Regions from separate parts of the Homo sapiens genome. Here region 2 is linked to region 1. Evidence: chromatin loops called from intact Hi-C (ENCODE). Cell type or tissue: Caco-2. All regions are shown on one strand. Each heading gives the region's core, and the rest is flanking DNA. Links, peaks and the distances in the headings are about the cores only.

Region 1 (8,337 bases), core at 6-8,005:
TAAACTAAAGAGCTTCTGCACAGCAAAAGAAACTATCATCAGAGTGAACAGGCAGCCTACGGAATGGGAGAAAATTTTTGCAGTCTACCCATCAGACAAAGGGCTAATAACCAGAATCTACAAAGAACTGAAACAAATTTACAAGAAAAAAACAAACAACCCCATCAAAAAGTGGGCAAAGGATATGAACAGACACTTCTCAAAAGAAGACATCTATGCAGCCAACAGACACATGAAAAAATGCTCATCATCACTGGTCATCAGAGAAATGCAAATCAAAACCACAATGAGATACCATCTTACTCCAGTTAGAATGGCAATCATTAAAAAGTCAGGAAACAACAGATACTGGAGAGGATGTGGAGAAATAGGAATGCTTTTATGTTCCTATATTCCCACTCCTAATGTGGGAGTGTAAATTAGTTCAACCATTGTGGAAGACAGTGTGGCGATTCCTCAAGGATCTAGAACTAGAATTATCATTTGACCCAGCAATCCCATTACTGGTTATACACCCAAAGGATTATAAATCATGCTACTATAAAGATACATGCACACATATGTTTATTGCAGCACTATTCACAATAGCAAAGACCTGGAAAAAACCCAAATGTCCATCAATGATAGACTGGATTAAAAAAATGTGGCACATATACACCATGGAATACTATGCAGCCATAAAAAAGATGAGTTCATGTCCTTTACAGGGACATGGATGAAGTTGGAAACCATCATTCTCAGCAAACTATCACAAGGACAGAAAACCAAACACCGCATGTTCTCACTCATAGGTGGGAACTGAACAACGAGATTACTTGGACACAGGGTGGGGAACATCACCCACCGGGGCCTGTTGGGGGGTGGCGGACTCGGGGAAGGATAGCATTAGCAGAAATACCTAATGTAAATGATGAGTTGATAGGTGCAGCAAACCAACATGGCACATGTATACCTATGTATCAAATCTGCATGTTGTGCACATGTACCCTAGTGCTTAAAGTGTAATTTTAAAAAAAGAAAAAAAAATGTCTCACATTCTCCCTAAAAGCACACAGAGTTATTACACATTCTCTTGGTTTTCCCCCAACCCTGTGACCTAATTTAAATAGAAATTTTCACTAACCTGCCCTCACACGTTCAAAAGCCTGGGGGAAAGCTCTTTCATGTTGCAGTGAGCACACAATCCTTCAGTGGCATGAGGTTGGCATTGAGCCTGGCCTCTTCCCTCTGACTGGCAGCGCAGTGTTCTCCACCCTACAGCACATTGCAGGACCCCTCAGGCCAGTGTTTTTCCTGATAGACACCAGGAAGACAGTAGGCACACTCAGGTAAGGCACAGATAAATTGTCACACTGATCAAAATCTGGTGGCCCTTCTGTGATGGGTTCAAGTCTCCTGATTTTACAAAGAAAGATGAGATCCAAAGAGAGAAAGTGCCTTGCCTGAGATCATCCAGCCTTTTAGTAGCTGAATGGATTTGAACCTGAGCTCTCCCAGACCCCCTCCTCTCTTCTCTATGGCTCCAGTTTGGCAAAGAGATGAGTTGTAGCAGGTACATGGCAGGTACACCTGTGAGGTGGACCCATACATAAGATGGAGTCTCCTGGTGAAAGCCGACATCTGTTAGGAGATGGAGGAAGCATAGAACAATTTTTAAGAGAAAATACAAGGACAGCTGCCACCTTTTTTGCTCCCACTCATAGCTGATGGTTCTCCTTTGTTACTTACCCCTTCAGCAGACTTAGAAATAGTTACTGCTAGAGGAAAAACTGAGCTCGAACTGTTGAAATTCGAGAAAGCCTCCAAGAATCAAACTGTTTATCCAAGCTGTGCAAGCCAGCAGAAGGTGAAAGAGAAGAAGCTGCTAAGAGATGACAAGTCTATGGCATAGACCAGATGCTGGTAGGCGACAACCTGCAGGACAAACCACCTGTTCTTGCAAATAAAGCTTTGTTGGAACACAGCCACACCCATAATTTACATGGTGTCTCTGGCCACTTTCACACTACTACACTTTCAAACAGAGTGGAGTAGTTGCAGCCTATAATCCTAAAATATCTCCTAGATTCTCTTAAAATATCTCCTAACTTGCTGACCCATGGTATAGATAGCTTAGGGAAAATATTGTTTTGGACAGCATAGATTTATATCCAAGTCTAAAGCCACTGAAGAGTCTTGCTTGATGATCTCAGAGGCTCTGCCCATTTGAGAGAGCACTGCCTACATGTGTAAATTAATTAAGCTAATAATCATATCTGGTATGGAGGGAAACCCATCTTCCTAATAAGCTCCTTTAAGGTGGCAGTGTTGCTCCTACCTAAGTACAGTTTTTTTGGTTTTGTTTTGTTTTGTTTTGTTTTTTTGAGATGGAGTTTTTCTCTTGTTGCCCAGGCTGAAGTACAGTGGCACGATCTTGGCTCACTGCAACCTCTGCCTCCTGAGTTCCAGTGATTCCCCAGCCTCAGCCTCCTGAGTACCTGGGATTACAGGCGCCCGCCACCACGCCTGGTTAATTTTATATTTTTAGTAGAGACAGAGTTTCGCCAAGTTGGCCAGGCTGGTCTTGAACTACTGACCTCAAATGATCGGCCTGCCTCGGCCTCCAAAGTGCTGGGATTACAGGCGTGAGCCACTGCGCCCAACCCCTAAGTATAGTATTTTAAAGGAGAATGTTTCTTTCTTGCTAGTGGTCATTTCTGTGACTTAATCGGGAAACAAACTGAGACTGCCAGAGAGGAAGGAGGTGATGATGTCAGTGGTGAGGATGATGATGATCCATCCTCTGCATCATCTCCAGCGTTTGCACCCTCGTCCTCATCACTGCTATCACTTGTGAACTGTGGACCATGTGGCCAGCAATGTCCCAAGCACTGGGCACACACTCATGTATGTAATCCTCACTACAGCCTGTGTACTATTAGTATCCCTGTATTACACATGAAGAAACTAAAGCACAGAGTGGTTAAGTAACTTGCCCTGGCTCACGCAGCTGGTAAGCAAAGGGAAACCAGACTCCAGAGTCTTTGTTCCTAACTGCATATTCTAATGCATTTTTTAAAATTTTCTAACATTATAAACAGAGGCCCAGAGAAGTAAAAGGTTTTAACTGAGAGTCCATGACTAGGAAATGGCAAATCCAGAATTTTAGAACCCAGGTTTATGAATTTCTAGTCTATGATGCTTCTTTCTTACCCAAAAGCTTCATCTCCTGTGCCTCCCTCACTCCCACTTCAGCCCAACCACATTACTCCTACAAGCATCTCATGCTTGTCTGCTAACGCCACGCACAAGGTTAATCCATTTCCACACTAGTTAAACACGAGCACCTAAGCATTTACGAAGCTGCCTTGGCCTTTGAATTAGCAGGGTTCTCTCTCTTGGCATCACCCTGCTCTCCAGTGTCCATGGGCTGATGTGTTTCACTTTGAAATAAGCAAATCAGATGAGGGATGTCAGCAATCTTTTCCTAGTCAGTTTTTGCATATTTTAAAGCAGTGCTATTATGGAAGCTTCCTTTAGCTCTGAAAAATAATTCTTACCATCTATGGCAATTTAGTATAAAGAACCCACCTGAAGGTCTCTATGTTTAAATCCCTAACACCAACATCAGTATAAATCAACAAGAAAAAAACCAATCCAATGTCTTTAAAACAATCTGGCCTTTAAAAGCATATGTAGATTACTTAGTTTATGGATGCTTTACACCAGTGCTATCCAAGAGAACTTTGTATGATGATGGCAATGTCCTTTATCTGTCCTATCCAATATGGTAACCACAAGCTATGTGCGGCTACTGAGTACTTAAGATGTGGCTGGTGCAACTGAGGAACTGAATTTTTAACTTCAGTTAATCTTAGTTTTAAATTAAATAGCTCATGAGGCTAGTGGTTACCATATGTGCTAGCTCAGCTCTGGACCACCCCTCCTCAAGCCCTATTCCAGGCACAGGGGACATACAGTAAGACCCAATGTCTTCTCTCTAAGAACTTAGAAGCTATGTGGGGAGACAAACCACATAGCCACAAAGAGTTAAACAGTGACAGATGGCGAGAGCTAAAGGAATGAAGAAATTGCATCTTAGAATCCAGTTCTACAGAATAAGACCTTTGCCCTTTTGCTGTAGAGGATACAAAACAATCTGCTTGAGAAATAATGCCTGCCCCAACTGATTTCGTAATCCCTGTTGCAGTTGATTTAAAGGAGATGCTGCCTATCTATGGCATGTGCCTCAGGTAACTACGTGAAGTGGGATCACTGTCTCTATCAAATGCTTACTACAGTGTCTCCTCAAGGCAGAGCAGAGAAACTGAGCAGGTTTAAACGAGGTATACCCAATTCCTTTGTCTCTCACCTTTTTTCCCTCACTTTTCTTCACAGTCTGAAGGAAAAAGGAAATATGATCCAAGCCAGAAACTGCCGATGTTTTGTTCCTATTGTCACTTTGCAGAGCTTCTTCATCCATAAGTACTTTCAGGGCAATTCCTACTCCTCACCTGCTTTTCAAACTTCCCCTCTAAATTTCTAGGCCCACTAGTTGCTGAGAACAAGACTTCCTACTTTTTGCAAATAGTTAAAGAGGGAGGAAGAATGGGGGAGAGAAGGATAATAGGAAAGTAGGGAAGGGAGGAAGGAGAGGAAGAAAGAAGGAAAAGGGAAATAGTAACGGCACAAATTAGAAACTGCAATGAGCAAACAGCAATTGGTTTCTGTTCTCAGCTACCCTGTTTTTCAATTGGGACTGGAATACAGTTTTGTAGCCTCCATAGCTCTAAGGAAATGAACAAAGTGGCTGTTTGCAGATCATTGGTGACTTTTCTCAGTGCAATGTATGGCCAATTGTATAGGGATTAAATTCTACTATCTTTACTTTTGTTCTTTTGTGACAAAACAGATCAAATAAAAAAATGTTTTCCACGTAACCTCTCAATTAATGTGAATCCACATAAATCCTTAATTTTTAATTAAATTGAAATTTTTGGACCCTCCCCCTCCACTTACCCCATTACATTGAGGTTATACAACAAAAAGAAATACATTTTCAGAAAACGATAAAAGCATGACAAATTGAGTATTAACAATATTCTTATCTGGCTGACACTTCAACCTCTTAACTATATTTTTATATGTAAACATTCTGAAGATACTTCCAATTCCTGTTGCTGAAATAGATACATTACGTGAAATCACAGTCCAGTCCCCAAACATATACCAACATTTACCAAACATAAAATTGCTCTGACTTCAGAAAGGAAGAAAGAGTACAAAATACCACAGCACCTTTATTCTTCCATCTCCTAGCCATGCGAGGCCTCCTCTTATGTTTCCAATACTAGGACTCCATGAAAGTAGGATTGTAGCTTTCTGGAGTTCAGCTTTAAAAACTATAAGTCCATGGTAGACAAAGATGGATGAGTAGAGCTGAATAATAAAAGAGGTTTTTGTTCGCAAGAAAGACAGAAACCAATGGCCTAGCTTCAAAGTTTGGAGGATGTATATGGCATCCAGGAGCATGGCTTGTTCTACTGAGGGTAGGCAGGGATAAGTGAGGTTTTAGAAGACCTCTGATAGAAAACAACCCAAGGCTAAGCCATTTCCCTCCCACCTTATCCTCATGAACAATTCAGTGTGAAATAGACAAGGACCAGGAAAAGATCTTATTATACGGGATTATCTGCTGGCCAGAACTCAATGCAATCAGACCAACAAAGCCCTGTTTCTAGAGGCCTCTCTGAGCACCTGGAATAGCTTTACTAAACAGAACCTCTCTTTGTAATAGGATTTTACCCGGTTGCATGTTTGAGACTAGCAATTTGGAAAGAAAAGACTTTCCTTAGAAAAACACCTTAAATATAAATATCCCAATGCAAAAATCTGAGGAACAAGCCTAAACTATTGGAAGAGATAGTTATGCCTCAATGAAACTACTGTAATTTAGTTTGAAAAGCATATTGCTGTGGTACTGCTTTCACAGACGAGTAGGATCAGGCTTTGTTTGATTTGGCACTTCCATTATTTTTACAAAATAGGATATTGTTTTAAGGACACAGGCATAGTAGTTTATAAGGTTACCATGGTCATAAGAACGTCTAAGGTCATTATATTAAATTGCTTTCTGCTGCTGGACCAGTTTTTACTCTACAACTTGCTGTGTTCTCAAGAATTTTAAAAACCAGACTGCAAAAGAGAGTTTAAAAATGTAGCTGACCATAATCTATAAATGCAACTACTAAAGGAATGGAGTTGCTTTTGTAATAAAGTGAATAATGAGAGGACAGTTCCAGATATTTAATTATCTATCAGGATGTTCACATGGTTTTCTACTAATTGGGTAAATCTGCAACAGAACAAATATCCTGACTAGGCACTTACAGGGCAGTTTAATGCAATTCTGATCCTAGACTGGATCCTACACTAGAGAAAAAAAAGTATATTATCTACCAAGGGCCTTATTGGGTCAACATACAATATTGGCAAATGAAAGGCAAAGGATTGTAACCCTGCTAAATTTATTAAGGTTGAAAACTGTAGTATGTTTTCTGAAGAGAACAGTCTTATTGTCAGGAAATACATGCTAAAGTATCAGGGGATAAAAGGCCATAAAATAATTAAGAAAAATTATTTTTTCCATGTATGTATGTGTATATATGCACATAATTATATATTATATATTACATGTTATATAATATATAATAAGCTATTCTATAATACATATTTTACAATATAAAATCTATATGTGATTTTTTTTTTTTTTGAGATGAAGTCTCACTCTGTGGCCCAGGCCGGAGTGCAGCGGCACGATCCTGGCTCACTGCAACCTCCGCCTCCCAGGTTCAAGTGATTCTCCTGCCCTAGCCTCCCGAAAAACTGGGACTATAGGCGTGTGCCACCATACCTGGCTAATTACTGTATTTTTAGTAGATACGAGGTTTCGCCATGTTGGCCAGGCGGGTCTCAAACTCCTGACCTCAGTTGATCTGCATGCCTCGGCCTCCCAAAGTGCTGGGATTACAGGCATGAGCCACCACGCCTGGGCCAATAGGTGTATTTTTTACGTAGAGAGAGCAAATGACAAAGCAAAAGAGCAATATGTTAATAATAGATAAATGTGGGCACAGGTATGTAGGTATTCTTTGTACTGTTGCTGCAACTTTTCAAAAGTTTGGAATTATGTACAAATAAAAAGATTTTTTTTTTTTTAATTAAAAAGAAGGGGGAATTGAAGCTTTCCCCAGACAGGCTTCCAGTAAATAGTTGTCTTATTCAAGTTTATGCAGGCTTAGTCTGATAAGACCCAAATAGGATGTTTGCCTCTGCCCGACTTTCACTTGACTTTTGACCATCTACATCATAGGTGTCCAATCTTTTGGCTTCCCTGAGCCACACTGGAAGAAGAATCGTCTTGGGCCACATAAAATACACCAATAATAGCTGATAAGCTAAAAAAACAAACAAAAAACGCTGGGCAAGGTGGCTCACACCTGTAATCCCAGCACTTTGGGAGGCCGAGGCGGGCGGATCACCTGAGGTTGGGAGTTCAAGACCAGCCTGACCAACATGGAGAAACCCCATCTCTAGTAAAAATACAAAATTAGCTGGGCATGGTGGTACATGCCTGTAATCCCAGCTACTCAGGAGGCTGAGGCAGGAGAATCGCTTGAACCTGGGAGGTGAAGTTGTGGTGAGCTGAGATCACACCATTGCACTCCAGCCTGAGCAACAAGAGCTAAATTCTGTCTCAAAAAAAAAATAAAAAAAAAAAACCCTCAGAAAGTTTATGAATTTGTGTCGGGCTGCATTCAAAGCCAAAGCTGTCCTGGGTCATGGGATGGACAAACTTGATTTACACAAATCAATAAGGGGAAGCAAAATGAGTTGCAAGACTTTTTTAACTTTTTCTAAACGTTTCGTTATAGAAGTGGCATGTACTTAGTACAGACAACTTGGGGAAAGTACAGAAAACTAATAAAGAAAAAAGAAACCCACACATAAATCCCACCACACTGGGGAAAAAAAATTGTCACTTTGGCATATTTCCATTCAGTCTTATTCTCAAGTTTAATGAGAGTTGGGATTATATTCTACAAAGTATGTAGTTTGGTGTTTGTTTTTTTCCTTTAACCTAGTATAAACACTTTCCTGGCTAAAATCAAAAACTTCATAAAATCTTGAATGTCAACATAATATTCCATTCTATGAATATACCATAATTTACTTAGTTTTTCCCTAAAACTGTCCTTCTGTTATTTTCAATTTCTATGAGACATGATGTTGGGTTAAAAGTTTAAGATCTTTGTGCTTATATCTTTGTTTCAGTGTTTCTGATTATACCTTTATGAT
Region 2 (8,337 bases), core at 92-8,091, 170 kb before region 1:
GACCTCTAAGTGCAGATCTCCTGGGTTTCTTTGCTCTTTGACCCTAGTTGGATTAGCCAGTGTGAGGGACCATCAAGAGATTGGAGGGTGGGAGTAGAGAGAAGTCCAGCCCTTCATTCTGCTATCTTCCTGTGGCTTCTTCACAGTTTAGCTGCGTCCCTCTGTCACTATTACTCCTCTCCAGAGCATGGATCTTGCTCTCAAGAGGCTCCAATAACATGCTGTCTCCCCTTGTCCCTTCAACCCTGGAGACAGTGATGGCTTCCTACAGCTGCTGGTCCCTCGGGGCTTCACCCTTGCTTGCTGATGCCCTCAATCCTGCCCTCTTCATTAAACTTTCCTCAGGATTAAAAAAAAAAAAGTGCTTTTGGGAGAATATGCAGCTCAGATGAGAGAAAAGGAGAGTTAGAATGGATGAAGAAAGAAAGAATGACTATGAAGGTTGCTTGAAATGCCCTTGTGAGGGAGTTATAGAATCACCAGGACTTGCAATCTCTAAAATTAGGATGACTTACTAAATTTACATGCACTCCTGCCTAAGGACAGGGGGATGGACGCTATGGATTCTCAAATTTCCTTCTAATTTTATGATTCTATTTTCCCATACTCCTCTTCCTACTTTAAACATGCTTGAGCTATGTTACCCATCGGTTCCCAATTAGATCTAATGTCCTTCAAAGCTTCGTTCTTTTAGGAGTGTTACAGAGAAGTGAAACTGTCTACTGTCTAGGAGAAACGGAAATTTGGGGTTTTTAATACATAGTGTGAGTTCTGGCCTTTGGAAGTCCTTGTGCCCTGAAACGACCAGACTCAGTTATCACAGCACCAGTCCCGGCAGCATCTGAGGCACTCCTTTGCATTATGCAATAAGGAAATATGAAACATCAGGAAGCAAACGAGCTGAAAGCCAGGGTTTAGGAAAGTACCTAATATCTTCCAACAGATCTCAAGTGGACATACTTACACATGAAGAAGCATAGGCATCTTGGGTTAAGTTTGGGAAGCTGAGGTTTAAATCTCATCTCCTTTACCAATAAATCCAAGTGCATTTTTTTCACTTCTCAATGTCATACTTCCCTTTATGAAACATGGGACTATTATTCCTTGATTTTATGTTTCTATCTCAAAAGCCAGCATTCAAGCAGTGAAATATGAAATGACCGTCCTTTGGCTGCCTAGAATTGGTCAGGCAAGGTAACTGCTGTTAAAGAAAAAGGGTCCTCCCATAATTCCCAGGAGCCCCTACTTTCCCCTGTGTTAAGGCCCTCTCTTAACTTAGTCATCACTCCACCCAACCCTTGAGGAGGAGGCATCAAACAAATGATTCAAAACATTTTCTTTCAAAAATAATAATAAAACTGACAATGCCTTTCTTTCATGCCACAACAGGGCAATCTTTACTGCCAGGGAGAAAGACAGCTTGCTACCTGCACGAATTGGCAAATGGGGCCCATTGCCATGGGAGAAGTTTGTATTTGGTGCCCCACTGGCTGAGAGAAGACAAATATATCCTTGGAGAAACTGTTTGGTTTAATTACCCAAGAGTCAATCTAGCCAAAACTGCTTGCATTTAGCAATTTTTGTTGATTATATTTCTCTCAGTAAACATCAGGTGACAGGAGACAGCAATGAAGAAAGCCAACTTTAGGGTTAAGGGAGGCAAAAAAAGAATTTTTTATAAGCATTAAAAAAAAACCCAACTCACTCCTCCATTTTCACAAATATACTAGTTTAAGACTGATCTGCCAATTTCAGGTGTAGCTGACATTGAATATCTGTGGTCTGATATCCAATTAGGACATAACAATTATAGAATTTTGGAGCTTCAAGAAACTTCAGAGATCATGAGTCTAACTCCTTTCTACAGATGAAGAAACAGACTTAGGGTCTGTTTATTTCTCAGTGTTTCTAAAGTGGCTTGCTGAATATTCAAGAAACTGAGTAAAGGTTAGAACGAGGGTCTTTCAGCTCACAGTGCAGTGCCCTTTTTCACAATTCATTCAAGGGCCATTTTTGGCTAATGCCTTAAATGATGGGAACCAGGCTTTGAACTAGATCCACTTATTGAAAGGAGGGAGCCCTGGAATACCAGTTTTTATAAGAACCTTCCATGGAAGCTTCAGAATCATTTTGTACCCATGGGGTCCCCACTACCATGTGAGGGCATACTTGTCTTCTTTGCCAGGCCCAGCAAAATGTTGAAATGTATCTTGGGGGGGAACTAAATGCCCATGCTTTTGATGGCAATTCAGACTCCCCATCCTCCCACACCAACACCCCTGCCAGCCCTGGTGTACTGGCTCCAAACACTTTCACACAGTCCCCTTTGAGACAGCCCATGCCTCGAGTTGTCACAGCCATCCCCAACGGCTCAAGAGAAGAAGCCAAGACACCAGGTATCTTTGGTCTCCGTAATTACCCGCCGTGCACTGACAGGACAGGAAAGGATTCGCCATTAAAAGCCGCGTTTTAAAACAGAAATGAAGCTCATATTTCAGGAGAAAGAAGGAGTTCCGTTTCAGAGTTGGTTAGAATGAGATGCTAAAGGACATTGAAATGGAAATTTCAACAGACCACTAGAGATGCATAACTGCAGCTTGAGAGAGGAGTAAGGGCTGGAGACCCAGAGGGGAAGTCGTCCACAGCAGGGGATCAGTTGAGACTCTGAGGTGTTCATGGCCCAGAGGCAGCAGCAACAATGAGGCTTTGGAGCTAGATTACTCATGGATTCAAATTCTGGCAGCACTATTTACTTGGCATATGATTTTAGACAAAGTACTTAACCCCTCTCTGCCCCAGTTTTCTCATCTGTAAAATGGAGATAGTAATAGGACTTTACTTTTGAGGATTAAAGGAGTGAAAGCACATAAAGTTAAGCTAGAGGAGTGCCTGGCACATATAAATGTTAGCTAGTACGTTTCTCTTGTTAGTCTCAATATTAAAAGTTTTCAGTGGTTCTCAGGTCCCTCAGGGCAAAATTCAAATTCTTTTGCAGGATCTCTCTGTCCAACATTATGCCTTATTCTCAAGCCTCCTTCTCTGCTATTTGTCTGTTAGGGGTCAAATTGTGTCTTCCAAAATTCATACGTTGAAATCCTAACCACCAGTACTTCAGAATGTGACCTTATTTGGAAATAAGGCCATTGCAGATGTAATTAGCTAAGGTGAGGTCATACTGGAGTTGGATAGGCCCTTAATCCAATATGACTGGTGTCCTCGTGAAAAAGGGAGATTTGGAACAGACACACACAGGGATAATGCCATGTGAATATAAAGGCAGAGGTTGGGTGATAGGTCTGCAAGTTAAGGAACAACAAACATTGCCAGAAATCCACCAGAAACTCGGAGAGAGGCATGGAACAGATTCCCCCTTACAGTCCTCAGAAGGAACCAACTCTACTGATACCTTGATCTAAGACTTCCAACCACCAAAACAGTGAAACAATACATTTTGTTGTCTAAGCTACCCAGCTTGTGGTATTTTGTTATGGCAACCTGAGTAGATAAAAACAGTGCCTGTCCCTCCCCCATGCAGCTACAGGGTATGCCACCCCCCTCCCCGCCCCCCCCCCATACCTCCATGCCTTGGCACTGGCTGATTTCTTTGCATGGAATGCACCCCACCCCACCCCTTTGTCTGGCTTGACAAACTGCTGCTTGTCCTTTGAGATTTAGCTTAAGCATCTTTTCTTCTGTGACTCTTTCACAGAACTTCCCTTCCCAAAGCAAAATTGATCTCTTCCTCCTCCACCATGACCAACCAGGACTTACACATTCCTCTCATAGCACAAGCATGTGGAATTGCTGTGACTGGCCAGTACTGCCTTTGCCTGTAGATAAGATCAGGTGCGTCCAGGATGGTATGGCCGTAGATTGCCTTTGCCTTTAGACCAACCTTCCCTGCATACTCATTAGAGTCAACTAGCCTGATTTTTTTTGGTCAGATCCTACCCCTGAGATTCTGATCAGGTGGTCTGGGGTGGCGCTCTGGCAACAGTATCAAAGGCTATCATGTATTTCTAATGTGCAATTGAGGATAAGGACAGCTGTATTAGACAGTGCTTCCAAAGGACAGGGTTTCAGCCTTATTCTTTGATCTCTTATCACCCTGAACAGTGGCTGGCCATGAGTGAGCACTTAACAAATGTTGGTTGAGCTGGATAAAGGAGCCCAGGTCCTCTGTCCATTTTCTCCTTCTACCCTGTCCTCTCCATATTTAACCCTTCACCTCTCCTCAACAAAACACCTGAAACGAGACTCGTGGACAAATGCTGTCTCGAGGTCTAGAGAATTAGACTGTCTGAAATCAGCATAGGCTGGGGGAAGCAGAAGAATGTCAGTAGTCCCTTTTTTTTGTTTGTTTGTTTAAAAAAAAACAGAATCTCGCTCTGTAGCCCAGGCTGGAGTGCAGTGGTATGATCTCAGCTCACTGAAATCTCTGCCTCCTGCATTCAAGCGATTCTCCTGCCTCAGCCTCCTGAGTAGCTGGGATTACAGGCCTGCGCCACCAAGTCCGGCTCATTTTTGTATTTTTTGTAAAGGCAGGATTTCACCACGTTGGCCAGGCTGGTATCAAACTCCTGGCCTCAAGTGATCCTCCCACCTTGGCCTCCCAAAGTGCTGGGATTACAGGCGTGAGCCACCACACCTGGCCAGTAGCACTTTTAAATAAGGCAAAACAAGCAAACATGCAGAAAGCACTTATTTTAAATATCCATGTCCCCACCTTCAAATATCAAAAGCAGTCTCTTTTCTGTCTGCGAATGTAGGACGTGGGCAAATGGCTCATCAGCCCCGACTTCTACCCCCTCCATGCCTTTCCTTCCAGGATTTCAGAAAGGAAATGTAGTGCTGGCTTTATGTTTCCCCAGTGTTTTCAACCAACCACCCCTTTGTGAAAATGGAGTATGAAAAGATTTTGGAGCCCCAGTTTTTCCTTCTAGCATGTCAACATTTTTTCTCCCTTTCTCCTTCCTCTACATAAATACTAAGATGAAAACAAATGATAAAGGGCTATTTGCTTTCTTTTTCCTGAGGATAAAATTAATATATGCTCCTTACACAAAGTTTAGAAAATAGTTTTTAAAGGTAATAAAAAGAGCCCTTGGTAATTCTGCCATGAAGAATTTGGGGGCTGAGTTGGGAAGTTCACTTACGGCCAGGAGTTCGAGACCAGACTGGGCATCATAGTGAGACCCTGTCTCTACAAAAAAATAAAAAATAATTAACCAGCCATGGTGGCATGCACCAGTAGTCCCAGCTACCCACAAGATAGCTGCAAAGAGCTATGATCATGCCACTGTACTCTGGCTTGGGCAACAGAATGCAATCCTGTCTCAAAAAAAAAAAAAAAAACAAAAGCAGAGAGAGAATTAACTGTTAAGGTTTTTGGTATGTTTTTATCATAAATTACATATCTATATAAGGAAAATATTTCTGTAAATATATGTAATGCATGTATAATGTTTCCGTAAATAATATATGTAATGCAATTGTGTAAGAGAGAGAGGAGACAGAGAAAGGTAATGAAGCGTATATTGGCTATCTCTTGGTGGAGACATCTGTCCTCACACTGTGTTCATTTGTTTTTTACATATCCAAAAAATAAAGACTCAGCCCTACAATGCTTTAGACAAAATATGTTCCTGAAGATTCTGAAGAGGAGATGGATGATGGTTTCCCCTAGCTATTGGAAGATAGGCACACATAGTGCAAAAGTATTCAAGGAGGATATAAAACTAAAAAAGAGCAAAATTATGTTCTTCTTCCTCTGAACTGGTCATTAGGGAGGATTCTGTTTTAAGCTCTAGAAGAGGGTTTGGCGATCCACAGCCCACAGATCAAATCCAGCCACACTCATTCACTTCAGTATGTCTGCGGCTGCTCTCGCACTACAATAGCAAAATTGAATAGTTGTGACAGAGATGTGACAGAGACCATATGGTTCACAAAACCCAAAATACTTCCTATATTCAATATTAAATATTACTGGTCCTTTACAGAAAAGATTTGCTGATCTCTGACCTAGAGAAATTTGTTCTAGTGCCAGGGACTCCAAAATTTGGAATTCCTATTTGTATTTTTCTTGTTGTGTGGTTGGTTGGTTTCTGCTGCTAGGGAGGAAACTTCATTCTTGGTGGAAGGGAGGAATGAGGGGAATCCCTACTATTCCCGGGGGGGTAGGAGGGTTTCCCTTGGAGTCTAAGAATTTGAGACTTAGTGAACAGTCTAAGGGTAGGAGGGCTTCCCTTGGAATATGAGACTTTGAGCCTTACTCTGTAAGAAGAGGAGGGAACAGGTTCTTTAGGATTAGATCATTAATAAACTTTCTCTACTATCACCCTACCCTCCACACCGCAAACCACAGAAATATCCCTTATCAACATCCTATGGGGGTAAAAGTGGATTAAATTGTCCTAGAGCTAAATTAGGAACATTTCCAAAAAGTCAGAAAGCAAAGAAGATTTTACAAATTGCAAAGACCCATAAGAAATTTATTTCGTGAAAACTAATGTAGTATGGTGGTAAAATGCTTTGGCTCTCAAGCCAGACAGACATAGATTTGAGTTCTACTAGCTGTGTGACCCCTGGAAACCTCAGCTTTATCTTCTGAAAAACTAGAATAATAGTAGCCTCCTCATAGGGTCGGTATGAGAGGTAGATTTGAAAATGCATGAAAAAGATTTAGCACCGTGCCCAACACGTTAACGGAATTCAATAAATGCTTGCTGTTATTTTGAAGACAGTTTTCTGGCTGATTCATGTACTAGGAGTGCTATAATTGTAATTTCCTAAAAAGATTTTTAAAGTATTATTATTAATGGGCCTGACAATTTTTAGGCATTTAATAAATGATACCAATAAAGATCTATTTTGGCTGGGCGTGGTGGTTCATGCCTGTAATCCTGCACTTTGGGAGGCCAAGGGCAGGCAGATCACCAGAGCTCAGGAGTTCGAGACCAGCCTGGGCAACATGGTGAAACCCCGTCTCTACTAAAATACAAAAATTACCCAGGCATGGTGGCGCGTGCCTGTAGTCTGAGTTCAAGCAATTCTCCTGCCTCAGCCTCCTGAGTAGCTGGGACTACAAGGCAGAGGTTGCAATGAGCCAAGATTGCACCACTGCCCTCCAGCCTTCATGACCAAGTGAGACTCTGTCTAAAAAAAAAAAAAAAAAAAAAAGATGTATTTTATAGATTACTTTGGCTAATGGAGCATCTTTCAAACTTCTTTGGTTGAATCCATGAGAAGAAATATATTTTATAATGAAACTCATCACATATGCTTGTGTGTGTGCCTGCGGTTATAGCTGAAAAAAAAATGCCCATGAAATAGTACATAACCTTCCTACATGCAATGCACTTTGATATTTTCTATTATATTTTTTAAATGGTGGTCATAATCTAATCAATTAATTTTACAACCCACTAAAAGGTTAAGACCCACAGTTTCAAAAACATACAGCATGGGGCCATCCAATTGAGCATCCTGTCCACATGATTGTCTCTTACTTCTAACACAACCATTCTTTGCCATTTTGAGACCTATAACACCTTTCATTGTCCTTTATTTTATGTTTCTATGTCCTGGATCCTTAATTATATCTTTTGAAATAAAAACAAAGTTTTAGGTCAGGCAAGGTGGCTTATGCCTGTAATCCTCAGCACTTTCGAATGCCAAGGAGAGTGGCTTGACTTGAGCCCAGGAGTTTGAGACCAACCTGGGCAACATGGCAAAATCCTGTTTCTACACAAAATTAAAAAAAAAAATTAACTGGGCATGGTGGTGCATGCCTGTAGTGCCATCTACTTAGGAGGCTGAGGTGAGAGGATCACCTGAGCTCGTGAGGCCAAGGCTACAGTGAGCCACGATCGTGCCACTGCATTCCAGCTTGGGCAACAGAGTGAGACCCTGTCTCAAAAAAATATGTTTTTATTCTTACTTGGAAACTCACAATTTTCTATCACAATGGAGGAAACAAAAGAACTCTCGAAAATTGTTTTCAGAGGGAAGTGAGTTTATATTTGCAGAAAATTTAAGGGAGTAGATTGTTCTGTCTTCCACAGGAAATTTCATGACACAAAATATAGAAGATAATCCGAAGCAAAAATTATCTGCCTGTTGAGGTCTGAATCAGGATGTGAAAGTTGCTCAGAGACAAGACATTGAGCAAAATATATGAGGAAAAAAATATTCAGTCCTACTGGTTCCTATCTCCACCTACCCACCTCACCAGGATTGCTAATGGTGATTGCTAGTGGGCTGTATTCCAAGGACTTAGTATCAAGTAATTTAAGATTTTCTGTTGTATCTCGACCCAAGAAGAATCAATCTTCT

The links. A loop is a pair of places that touch in the nucleus more often than their neighbours do. Peaks named below come from ENCODE experiments on the same cell type or tissue, not always from the same donor. Only the 100,000 strongest peaks of a DNase experiment are listed, where the experiment ranks them.
Region 2: it touches region 1 in a loop (7-fold over the local background); 2 of 110 quality-filtered maps call a loop at or near these places.

The regions. Positions count from the first base shown.
Region 1 is chr6:47,274,648-47,282,984 of GRCh38, forward strand. All of the region lies in intron 3 of TNFRSF21 (TNF receptor superfamily member 21), which reads right to left. Among named protein-coding and RNA genes, the nearest start is that of TNFRSF21, 31 kb to the right of the region's middle. In Caco-2, for the core only: no CTCF peak of the experiment used is centred there; a DNase peak (open chromatin) is centred at 4,174.
Region 2 is chr6:47,103,303-47,111,639 of GRCh38, forward strand. No RefSeq gene overlaps it. Among named protein-coding and RNA genes, the nearest start is that of ADGRF1, 65 kb to the left of the region's middle. In Caco-2, for the core only: no CTCF peak of the experiment used is centred there; DNase peaks (open chromatin) are centred at 3,829 and 4,109.